Regions from separate parts of the Homo sapiens genome. Here region 2 is linked to region 1. Evidence: read pairs that join two places in POLR2A ChIA-PET (ENCODE). Cell type or tissue: MCF 10A. All regions are shown on one strand. Links, peaks and the distances in the headings refer to the core of each region. The heading gives the core; the rest is flanking DNA. Region 1 overlaps KIRREL3 (kirre like nephrin family adhesion molecule 3). Region 2 overlaps TIRAP (TIR domain containing adaptor protein).

Evidence for each region. ChIA-PET counts read pairs that join two places held together with the same protein. Peaks named below come from ENCODE experiments on the same cell type or tissue, not always from the same donor. Only the 100,000 strongest peaks of a DNase experiment are listed, where the experiment ranks them.
Region 2: POLR2A ChIA-PET joins it to region 1 with 7 read pairs; 2 of 35 experiments call an interaction of 5 or more read pairs at or near these places.

What each region holds. Positions count from the first base shown.
Region 1 is chr11:126,583,830-126,589,205 of GRCh38, forward strand. All of the region lies in intron 1 of KIRREL3 (kirre like nephrin family adhesion molecule 3), which reads right to left. All of the region lies in intron 1 of KIRREL3-AS1 (KIRREL3 antisense RNA 1), which reads left to right. Among named protein-coding and RNA genes, the nearest start is that of KIRREL3-AS1, 43 kb to the left of the region's middle. RefSeq lists enhancers at 1,902-2,621, 2,622-3,342, 3,343-4,061. In MCF 10A, for the core only: no CTCF peak of the experiment used is centred there; a DNase peak (open chromatin) is centred at 2,182.
Region 2 is chr11:126,294,192-126,299,567 of GRCh38, forward strand. It overlaps TIRAP (TIR domain containing adaptor protein), which reads left to right. Exons shown (of 5, transcript NM_001318777.2): 5 at 1-742. It overlaps TIRAP-AS1 (TIRAP antisense RNA 1), which reads right to left. Exons shown (of 2, transcript NR_187388.1): 2 at 105-403. Among named protein-coding and RNA genes, the nearest start is that of DCPS, 7.2 kb to the right of the region's middle. In MCF 10A, for the core only: no CTCF peak of the experiment used is centred there; no DNase peak of the experiment used is centred there.

The DNA of each region.
Region 1 (5,376 bases), core at 249-5,248:
GACAGCTGACGGCAGGCCCGAGGCAGCCAGGTAGGGAGGCTGCCTGTGTGCAACCCGCTGTGGAGGCTGCTGGTGGCTGCAGGCTTTCAGAAGGCATTACAGGCCATTGTTTTAATCAATACTATATTATTTCCTCCGCGGCAACTATCCCCATGTTTATTATGTGTAAATAGGGTTTTTCAATGATGTGAATGTGTTAGCTTAACGTAGCTGACATTCAGCGTGCACAATCTGGTGGCTGCCCCTCAGGACTTCCAGGAAAATGAGATGATGTATCCGTCACAAAGCCATCCTCGTGAGTAAAATTTGAGCAGTGGCAGCAGCCAGGGCACCCGATGAATTCTGCAGGCGTGGGCTGCGTGCTTGAGAAGGAAAACAGACATCAACATAGCCTGGGAGCACAGTCTGCAGGCAGTGTGGACAGTTGGTGCCCCGGAATTAGGGCGTTGGCGTTCCCATCTCTTTGCTGCCATATCTAGATCCTATACAGCTTATTCCAACACCTCTCCATTGCCTGGCGAGCGCCTGTGGATGCACTCTTCTGCCTACTCCTGGAACTTGTCAAGGTTTGCCCTCTCTGACTGTAGCTCCTCACTCTCCTGGACTCTAGGATGGGCCCCTTTCTTCCCCATACAAAGCCCCCAGTAGTCTGAAAACTCATTTTTGTCTATGCTCCTCAGTTCAGCCCAGGCATGTGGGTATGACCGAGCCTGGCTGCAAAGGCAGGCAGAGGGGAGCAAAGGTGGTCTTTCTCAATGTCCCATGTGGGCTTAACTTTCCTCCTCCTGTACCAGGGCACTCAGAGTAACACCACCAATGACACTACCAGCTTCTCTCTGGTGTCTAACTGGACTGAAGGTGAAGCAGGTGGGGTGTCGTTTAGATCTGGGGCAGAGCTTCCCCACTGTGACACCCTTGAAGTTGCAGGCCAGATGCCACTACCACACATGGGTCACTGTCAACAGGCCACAACCCCAATGATGGGCACTTAACTCAATAATACCAGATATCAGACAACTGTGGCTTCATCTGTAGAGCTCTCTGGAGTGCATCATAAAGGAAGTAACCTTTTTCTTTTTTCTTTGCTTTTCTTTTTTTTTTTATTTTGAGACAGAGTCTCACTCTGTCGCCCAGGCTGGAGTGCAGTGGCGCAATCTCGGCTCACTGCAAGCTCCGCCTCCCGGGTTTACGCCATTCTCCTGCCTCAGCCTCCGGAGCAGCTGGGACTAACAGGCGCCCGCCACCACGCCCGGCTAATTTTTTGTATTTTTAGTAGGGACGGGGTTTCATCTTGTTAGCCAGGATGGTCTCGATCTCCTGACCTCGCGATCCGTCAGCCTTGGCCTTCCAAAGTGCTGGGATTACAGGCGTGAGCCACCGCGCCCGGCCTCTTTTTTTTTTTTTTTTTTTTTTTTTTTGAGATAGAGTCTCTGTTAGCCAGGCTGGGGTGCAATGGTGCAATGGCGAGATCTCGGCTCACTGCAACCTCTGCCTCCCTGATTCAAGTGATTCTTTTGCCACAGCCTCCCCAGTAGCTGGGATTACTGGCACTCACCACCACGCCCGGCTACATTTTGTATTTTCAGTAGAGATGGGTTTTCAACCTGCGGGCCAGGCTGCTCTCGAATTCCTGACCTCGTGTGATCCGCCCGCCTCAGCCTCCCAAAGTGTTGGAATCACAGGCATGAGCCACCGCGCCCGGCCAGGAATTAACCTTCACCAGGATAGTTTGTGGAATTTTATCAAGAGGCTTCGCTCCCATCTCCTGCTTTCTTAACAGAGTTTGGAAGCAGCGGACCGGATAGGAAAACTGCTTAGGGTTCCACCCTCATGCCAAGTGGCAGAGGCCCCGGGGGAAGCCTCCTGCGGAACGTGGGAACAAAGGGATGCGGGGCCTAGCACTCTACGCCGGTGTCTGTTCGTCTGTCCAGAAGGCTTGTCACACTCTGGGGGGGCATCTAGCTAAAAGGTACTCCATCAATGTAAACGACCGTCGCTCTCGTTAAGTTCCATCTGTGTGTCTTAAAGCTCCCGCACGGAACGTGATTGGAGTTGGGCTTCAGCTTCCCTGTGCTGCCTGAGACAGAGGAGGGAGATGTTTTTCTTGGCAAATAAATATGATATCATAAGCCCTGGCAGGATTCCAGCCTGAGTAATGGCCGTCTGCCTTCCTAATTCCCTCAGCAGCTTGGAACAGGAACATTACTCTTTACTTCCTCTCTTTAAAAACAAACTCTCTATTGGAGCGCATTACTCAGCCACAGGATCCCTCCCCGGACGTGGCGGCATTCAGATGATGGGAGGTGAGGAATGAGCTCAGATTACAGCGCACATTAGGGAAAACACAGCAAGGCATTTGGCCCAGAAAAGGCACCTGAGGACCTTGAATTAGAGCGGCCACTCCTCATGTGTCCTTGTTCATGAGGAACATAGAGCTAAAATCAATAAAAATCACATTGTTTAGCGCTGCCGTTTCCCTGGTTTAAATCATGAAGGAGTAAGTAGGTAATTAGGTAATCCAGCTCGGACTGGATAGTTACCTTCAAGTACGAAGCGGTCTTGCTGAGACCCTCTCACTGAACGCGAGCTGGGGGAAGGGTCTCGTGGCCTCTCTACTCACAGGAGCACTGCTGCCTCTAAGCACATACCCCGCCCTCTTTCTGCTTGTCATTAGTTCTTCCTAACAACAGTTAGAGGCATCGGTGTTGTTACTTTCCATTTTATAAACCCGAGGCTCAGTGAGACTAATTAGGTAACTCGTTCAGGGCCATAAATTATACATAGCAGAAGTCAGAGTTGAACTCGGGTCTTTTGGCTTCAGATTCAATGTTTACAACGCCACATCAAGCCTCATCACTTTCTCTGGCCTGTGAGGACTTGGGTGCTGCCACTTGTCCCTTTTGAAGTAGCGGATACAAGGTGGCACCGTGAAGGCACTGGGTCAGGAGCTGGGACACAGCTTTGCATCACTTGGGCACTGTTCTGCTGGGGCCTCCTTGGTAACCAACCATCCAGGTGAGGATAAAAACTGACCCAGCTTGTAGAGAGATCTTGAGGCAGGCATGCAGCAAGGGCCCTAAAATTACTGGGAGAAGGGCAAGTCACTGTTCGAAGGCTTGGGATGGTGAATTCAGCCAATAAACGTCCTTTGAACACTTACTATGGCTAAGCATGGGGGCACAACTGTAAACCAGAGAGAGTCCCTGCCTCAGGGAGCTGGGAGTCAGTGGGAGAGATGAATAAACAGGCAACGACGATGCAGTGTGATGGATGCTCCAGTGGAAGAGTCCAGAGCACCGGGATGATGTGTAGGGAGAGCCACTCACCAGACATGGCAGTTCTTGGAAAATGTCCACTGGGGACATGACATCCAAGCTGAAACCCGAAGGACAAATAGGGGACAGGGAGATGAAGACGGGGGCTGCAGAGCGTTCCAGGCTGTGGAGGCAGCGTGTGCAAAGGCTGGGAGGTCAGAAAGAACACACTCTGCTCCGGTGATGGCATGTTTGGTCTGGCCTGGAGCAGAGCTGCAGGGGAAGCTGTGAGGCATGAGGCAGAGAGGTAAGCCAGGAGTAGTTTGCAGACCCCTGGCTGGGCAGCTTTCCAATCTGGAACAGTGGGTCATGGAGCCATCACATTCCCAAACCCACAGCGCTTCCCTCTCACCAACCCTGTAGCCTGCAGTCTTCACTGTGCTCTCGACTCCCCCAGCCTTTCATTGTATGTGGAAGAGGAGCCAGAAATGCACCCAAACTGAAAGAGGAGCACGCAGCACCAATCCCTGAATCAAAATAAAAATCCGGCTGCACTTTATCTCGCTGAAGGACTGTAATCTGGGAGATATTCATTTAACATATTTCTGTCTCTGAATGGCTTTTACTTTTCACTAAATTGAAACCGCAGTACAATATATGTGAATGATTAGGTTGTGTAATACATTCCAGCAAATTTAGATTAGGAATGATTATGACTTAAGTAAAATAGTTGAACACAATTCTTATTGCCATCTATCTTTTCACTTCTTTTTAGTTTTCATGAGAGTGAGTGAATGCAAGGAATGAATGACTCTAAGGAGAGCTGGGCCCTGGTACAGGGAGGGGCAGAGGTCTGTCTTTGGAAGGCTTTAGGAAGAAGGGAGAGGTGGACTGGAAGACTCAGATCTAGGGCTCGGGGGAAAGCATTGGGCCATGAGGTAGATTGGGGACAAGTCCTATATCTGCCGTTTGCTAGCTGTGTGACCTCAGGCAAGTTACTTAAACTCTCTAGTCTTAGTTTCCCATCAGCAAAATGGGCTTTATTGTTCCCCGGCTCATGGAATCATTGTGGGACACAATGAGATCAGGGACATGAGAGTAACACTGGCCAAGAGCTCAGATGGGGAGTCAAAGTCCTGATCAAAGTCTGGCTCTATCACTTATTAGAGCTGTGTGGCCTTGCCCTTTGATACTCAGCTTCTCTGAGCCCCAGTTTCCTAATCCACAAAATGGGAATAAGTGTACTCAGCCACAGGTATCCTTGAAGAGAGGCTTAAATAGGATTTTTTTGCATGTTAATAGTGCTTTGCAAAATGCAAGTTACCTGGGAGGGCTATGCTGGCTGATAGGGGTGGGAATAGGAATTGGGGACTCCCCTTTCCTGGGATAGCGACCTGGAGGGGTTTGGGTGGAGCCTTGCTGCGGGCCCTGAGGCAGGGAGGGGAAGGAGAGGAGGAGTCCTTGCCAAAATTTCCCTTTGGAGTCCTAAGCCTTGCACGCGCCCTGGGCACTCCAATCCTCCTCACTCCACTGCTCTATTTTCCCCATAGCATTGAACATGCTGTAACATTCTATATAATTTACCAATTTATTATGCTTTTGTTTAGAATCTGTTTCCCTGGTTCAAAGGTAAGGCCTACAAGGGCAGGGAGCTGTTTAATCCCCTGATAAATCCCAAGCACCTAGAGCACAGCTTGGCAGTTAGGAGGCATGCTCAGGAAATATACGTCAAATGAATGGATTTATGAGTAGGGCTGGAATTCTGTCTCCTGAGAACAAGTGAGCTGAGGTGGGAAGAAGGTGGCGGTGGTGGGGGGACCAGGGGAGACGAGGGCATCAGTCACTCCAGCAGGGAGCTTGCTGCAGGGAGAAAGAGAGAACAGCAATTTGGGCCGTGAAGCCTGGCACTCATTCTTCAAGGGGGCTGCAAGCCCCCAGGATTTTCCTGGAACCCAGGGCACCCGCACACTAGCTGCCTCTCCCGGTCCCTTCCAGCAACCTGAGGAAATGCCTTCCAATCAGAGCAATTACTGCTGCCCTGGAGCCGCTGCCTCTCCAGGTGTCTGCCTCCTGCGGCTCTGGCTGGAGACAATATTTCTCCTCTGTTCATCACGAGAACAGG
Region 2 (5,376 bases), core at 306-5,305, 290 kb before region 1:
GGAAACCCTGGAATGGGCATCAGGAGAAAGCAACAAGAATCCAGTCCTTCACACTCACACTACTCTGTTCCTCTTCCCAGAGACATCGATTCACTTCAAAGAGCTGTAGGGAAGATGCAGTCAGCACTGCACTGTATTTTTTATTTATTGCCTAGGTGCCATTAAAGACACAAACCTAGAAGCCTAGAGGCCATTCTGAATATGGGGGTGGGGTGGTGGAGGGAGCAAGTGAAGAGATGGGAATCCAGGGCTCAGGGTTCAATGCCTTCACCTGAGATCACAAGCCCATGGATGCTGTGACATCTGGGAGCTTCATCAGTGGTCTGGCTAAAGCTGATACTTTCACAGTCACCATCTTCACCTTTGGACTGGGAAGAATCACCATTTTTCTTCTGGCAGATGACTGTATTCCTTATAGGACAGGCAAGGTTTCATTCATCTGTTCTCAGTAAGTTTGTTGTTGAACTGAAATGAATTTCATTATTTCCTCCAATGTGTACTTTTGTGCCCCCCTCTCACTTCTCCCTATCATGACCCCTCTTTTGCTGAAAAAAATTTTTATTATTTTTTCTATCTCTAGTTCTAGAAAGAGAAAATTTATTTTTTAAATTATAAACTATTTTGCCAGGCGCCATGGCTCACACCTGTAATCTCAGCACTTTGGGAGGCCGAGGCAGGTGGATCACCTGAGGTCAGGAGTTCAAGACTAGCCTGGCCAATATGGTGAAACCCTGTCTCTACTAAAAAAACAAAAAAAATCAGCTGGGTGTGGTGGCGGGGGCCTGTAGTCTCAACTACTCGGGAGGTTGAGGCAGGAGAATTGCTTGAACCTGGGAGGTGGAGATTGCAGTGAGCTGAAATCACGCCACTGCACTCGAGCCTGGGCAACTGAGCGAGACTCTGTCTCAAAAAAAAAAGGCCAGGCATGGTGGCTCATGCCTGTAATCCTAGTACTTTGGGAGGCTGAGGTGGGCAGAATACAAGGTCAAGAGATCAAGACCATCCTGGCCAACATGGTGAAACCCCATCTCTACTAAAAATACAAAAATTAGCTGGGTGTGGTGGCGTGGGCCTGTAGTCCCAGCTACTCGGGAGGCTGAGGCAGGAGAATTGCTTGAACCTGGGAGGCAGAAGTTGCAGTGAGCCGATATTGCACCACCGCACTCCAGCCTGGGTGACAGAGTGAGACTCCATCTCAAAAAAAAGAAAAAAAAATTATTTTATTATGCACAAAAGGATTAACAAATAATATGTCCACTCATGTGCCTACCACCCAGTTTAAGAAGCAAAACCTTATCATCCCTTATAGTGGTCCCTTTGTGCCCTGAATTGCAGTCTCCCCTTCCCCCACCAGAAATAACCAGCATTTTGAATTTTGAACTTCTTGCTTTTAGCTTTTCTCTATACATTTACTACATATGTATGCACCTCCACCAGCATACTGTGTAGTTTTACATGGTTTTATATTTTATGTAAACAGCGTTACAGCGTTTGTATTCTGCAGATTCCTTTCCTTGTTCACCAAATGTGAGATTTATCCATGCGGATGGATGACATGCCAGTTATTAATAATACACTTTCATCCCACGATGTAAATATGCCACCATTTAGTTACACATTCTTCTCCAAATGGGTATTTGGTGTTCCTAGGTTTTTGCTATTAAAAACAATGAGCCTCTGAACTTTTTTGTACATTTTCACAAGCAAGATTTTCTAGGATTTAGCCTAGAAAATCCTGCTGGGGCTGGGTGTGGTGGCTCATGCCTGTAATCCTAACACTTTGGGAGGCCGAGGCGAGCGCATCACTTGAGGCCAGGAGTTTGAGACCAGCCTGGCCAACATAGTGAAACCCTGTCTTTACTAAAAATACAAAAATTAGCCAGGCATGGTGGTGCACGCCTGTAATCCCAGCTACTTGGGAGGCTGAGGCAGGAGAATTGCTTGAGCCTGGGAGGCAGAGGTTGCAGTGAGCTGAGATATCGCACCACTGCACTCTAGCCTGGGTGACAGAGCGAGACTCCATCTCAAAAAAAAAAAAAAAAAGAATATACATACTATTTTTCTAGAAGATGCCACAGTTTCTTCCAAATTGGCTGTACCAATTTAAGTTCCTACAATTTGTGTTTAAGAGTTCCCACTTTTTCATGTTCTTGCTAACGTTCAGAGTTATCATATTTTTAAATGTTTGCTAATCTGGTGGATGAAAACTGGTAAACTATTGTTATTTTTTTTCCTTTTCATCATTTTTATGAAAAAAAAAATCAAGCATATACTGAAAGGAAGAAGTTTGATGAATCCCTATGTGCCTGTCAGCTAGCTTCAACAATTACCAACTCTGAGCTACTCTTTTATCAATAATACCCTACTCATATCTCTCACTCCCCACAAGATCATTTGAAGCAAACCTCAGAAATCACTTTATTCCTAAATATTTAAGTATGCATCTCTAACTTATTAAAATTTTTTTGGTTTTGTTTTTTGTTTTTCTGAAACGGAATTTCACTCTTGTTGCCCAGGCTGGAGTGCAATGGCGCAATCTTGGCTCACTGCAACCTCTGTCTCCCAGGTTCAAGTGATTCTCCTGCCTAAGTCTGGGATTACAGGCATGCACCACCACACCCGGCTAATTTTTGTATTTTTAGTAGAGATGGGGTTTCACCATATTGGCCAGGCTAGTCTTGAACTTCTGACTTCAGGTGATCCACCTGCCTCGGCCTCCCAAAGTGCTGGGATTACAGGCGTGAAGCACCACGCCCAGCCTGAAATAATATTTTACCTTTTACTTTGTGCTTTTTGTGTTTTACTCAGGAAGTCCTCCCCTACATCTGTTTTCTTCTGTATTTCTTTTCATATTTAGGTCTTTAATCCACCTGGATTTTTTGTTTGGGTTTTTGTTGTTCTTTAGTCAAAGATCCAATTCTTTTTTCTATTTAAATAACCATCATTGACTGACTAGTCCATCCTTACCCCACCCCTACTGATTATGATGTCACTGCTGTCACATATTGTCATACGTGGGGGGCTGTTACTGGGTTCTCCAGTCTCCTCCCTTTACTTTATCTGTTTGTGTATCCCTGTGCTGGTGCCACACTGCCTCGTTCACTGATGTTTTTAATAAGCCTGCACCATTTGTATGTCAATTCTTCCTGCTCTTCTTATCCATCAAAAATCACTTTAACTTTTCTTGTTCCTTTACTCTTCCATATAAATTGTTTATTCAACCATCAGGTTCCAGGAAAAAGCCTGTTAGTATTTTCATTGGACTTACATGGAATTTGTAGATTTTGAAAAAACAGATATTTTTATGAGTCTTCCTATTCATAAAAATAGTATGTCTCCATTTACTTATGTCTTTAAGTGTATTTCAGTAAAGCTTTCTATCTTTTCCACATTGGTCAGCTCCTCTTTTTATTAGAATTATTCCCTAGCATTTCATATTTTCTGTTGCTGTTGTAAAGGGTAATTTTACATTTTTATCTATTACTGATATAAAGAATTGTAATTTATTTCACATATTGATCTAGTATTAAGCAGCATGCTGAATTACTTAATTCTATATGACTATAAACTTTGCAGGGACTTGCTGTTGCCCAGGCTGGAGTGCAGTGGTGTGATCATGGCTCACCACTGCCTCGACCTCCTGGGCCCAAGCAATGATTCTCCTATCTCAGCCCTCTGAGTAGCTGGGACCACAGGCCTGTGCCACCACTCCTGACTAATTTTTCTGTACTTTTTGTAGAGATGGGGTTTTGCCATGTTGCCCAGGCTAGTCTTGAACTCTTGGGTTCAAGCCATCTGCCTGCCTGGTCTTCCCAAAGAGCTGGGATGACAGGTGTGAGCCACCACACCTGTCTTGTTGAATTTTCTATAAACAGTCATACAATTTGCAAAAGAAAACAAAAACTTTAGTTCCTTGTGTGGTTCCTAAGGCCTCCAATAAAACAAAGTGACAATAGCAGCCATCCTTGTCTCATTCCTTAGAAGGAATGCTTCACACATTTCTCCACTAAATGTGTGCGTTGTAGGTTTTCTGATACATAATTTTTTCTTTTTTTTTTTTTTTTAGTCTTGCTCTGTCGCCCAGGCTGGAGTGCAGTGGCGCAACCTTGGCTCACTGCAACCTTTGCCTCCCAGGTTCAAGCGATTCTCCTGCCTCAGCCTCCCAAGTAGCTGGGACTACAGGTGCGTGTCACCACACCCAGATAATTTTTTGTATTTTTAGTAGCGATAGGGTTTCACCGTGTTAGCCAGGAGGGTCTCGATCTCCTGACCTCATGATCCACCCACCTCGGGCTCCCAAAGTGCTGGAATTACAGGCATGAGCCACTGCACCCAGCCTTTTTTTAATTATTATTTGAAGAATTTAAGATTGGAATTAATTGCTCCTTGAATGTTTGGTAGACTCATCTGTAATACCATTTGAGCCTAGAATATTCTGGTTTTTTTGAGACGGAGTCTTGCCCTATTGCCCAGGCCGGAGTGCAGTGGGATTACACGCGTGAGCCACCATGCCTGGCCAGAATATTCTTTATTGTAAAATTTAAAGCTGTAATTTCAATGTCTTGAAGAGTTATAGATCTAATTAGATTTTCCATTTCTCCTGGAGTCAATTTGGTACAAACAGTCAATAAAGACTACAAGACCAGTTTAAGTAGATTTTTCAGTTTGAGTGTCCTGGATCATGTACACAATCATGAATGTGAAGTCTGTCTGCATGAAGAATCATCTGTGGTTATAAATTCTTAGGAGGTTTTTTCCTTCTTCCCTCTGGAACAACGGTTGAAGCAGGCAAGTTTCCTAATCACCTTCTCTCCTTTAGTAGGGCAGCATTTTTCTTTTTTATAAATAGTTGGCCTGGCCAGGCATGGTGGCTCACGCCTATAATCCTAGCACTTTGGGAGGCCAAGGCGAGCAGATCACCCAAGGTCAGGAGTTCGAGACCAGCCTGACCAACGTGGCGAAACTCCGTCTCTACTAAAAATACAAAAAAATTAGCTATGCGTGGTGGTGGGTGCCTGTAATCCCAGCTACTCAGGAGGCTGATGCATGAGAATCGCTTGAATCCAGGCAGCGGAGGTTGCAGTGAGCTGAGATCGCGCCACTGTACTCCAGCCTGGGCGACAGAGTGAGACTCCGTATCCAAAAAAAAAAAAAAAAAAAAAAAATTGTTGGCCCCTTCATTGAGCTAGTGGACCTTCAGGGTTCTTAGCTCTATAGAAAGTTCTGTATCTTAATTCCTCTTTACATAAGCTCAGGTCTTGTCTCTTGTCCCTTGAATCGGGTCCTAGACGTCTAGAGATCAGCAATGGCCCTTAAAATAGCTTCCACCTTAAAAATCCCCTTACCACTCTATAGATTCAAACTCCCACATCATTT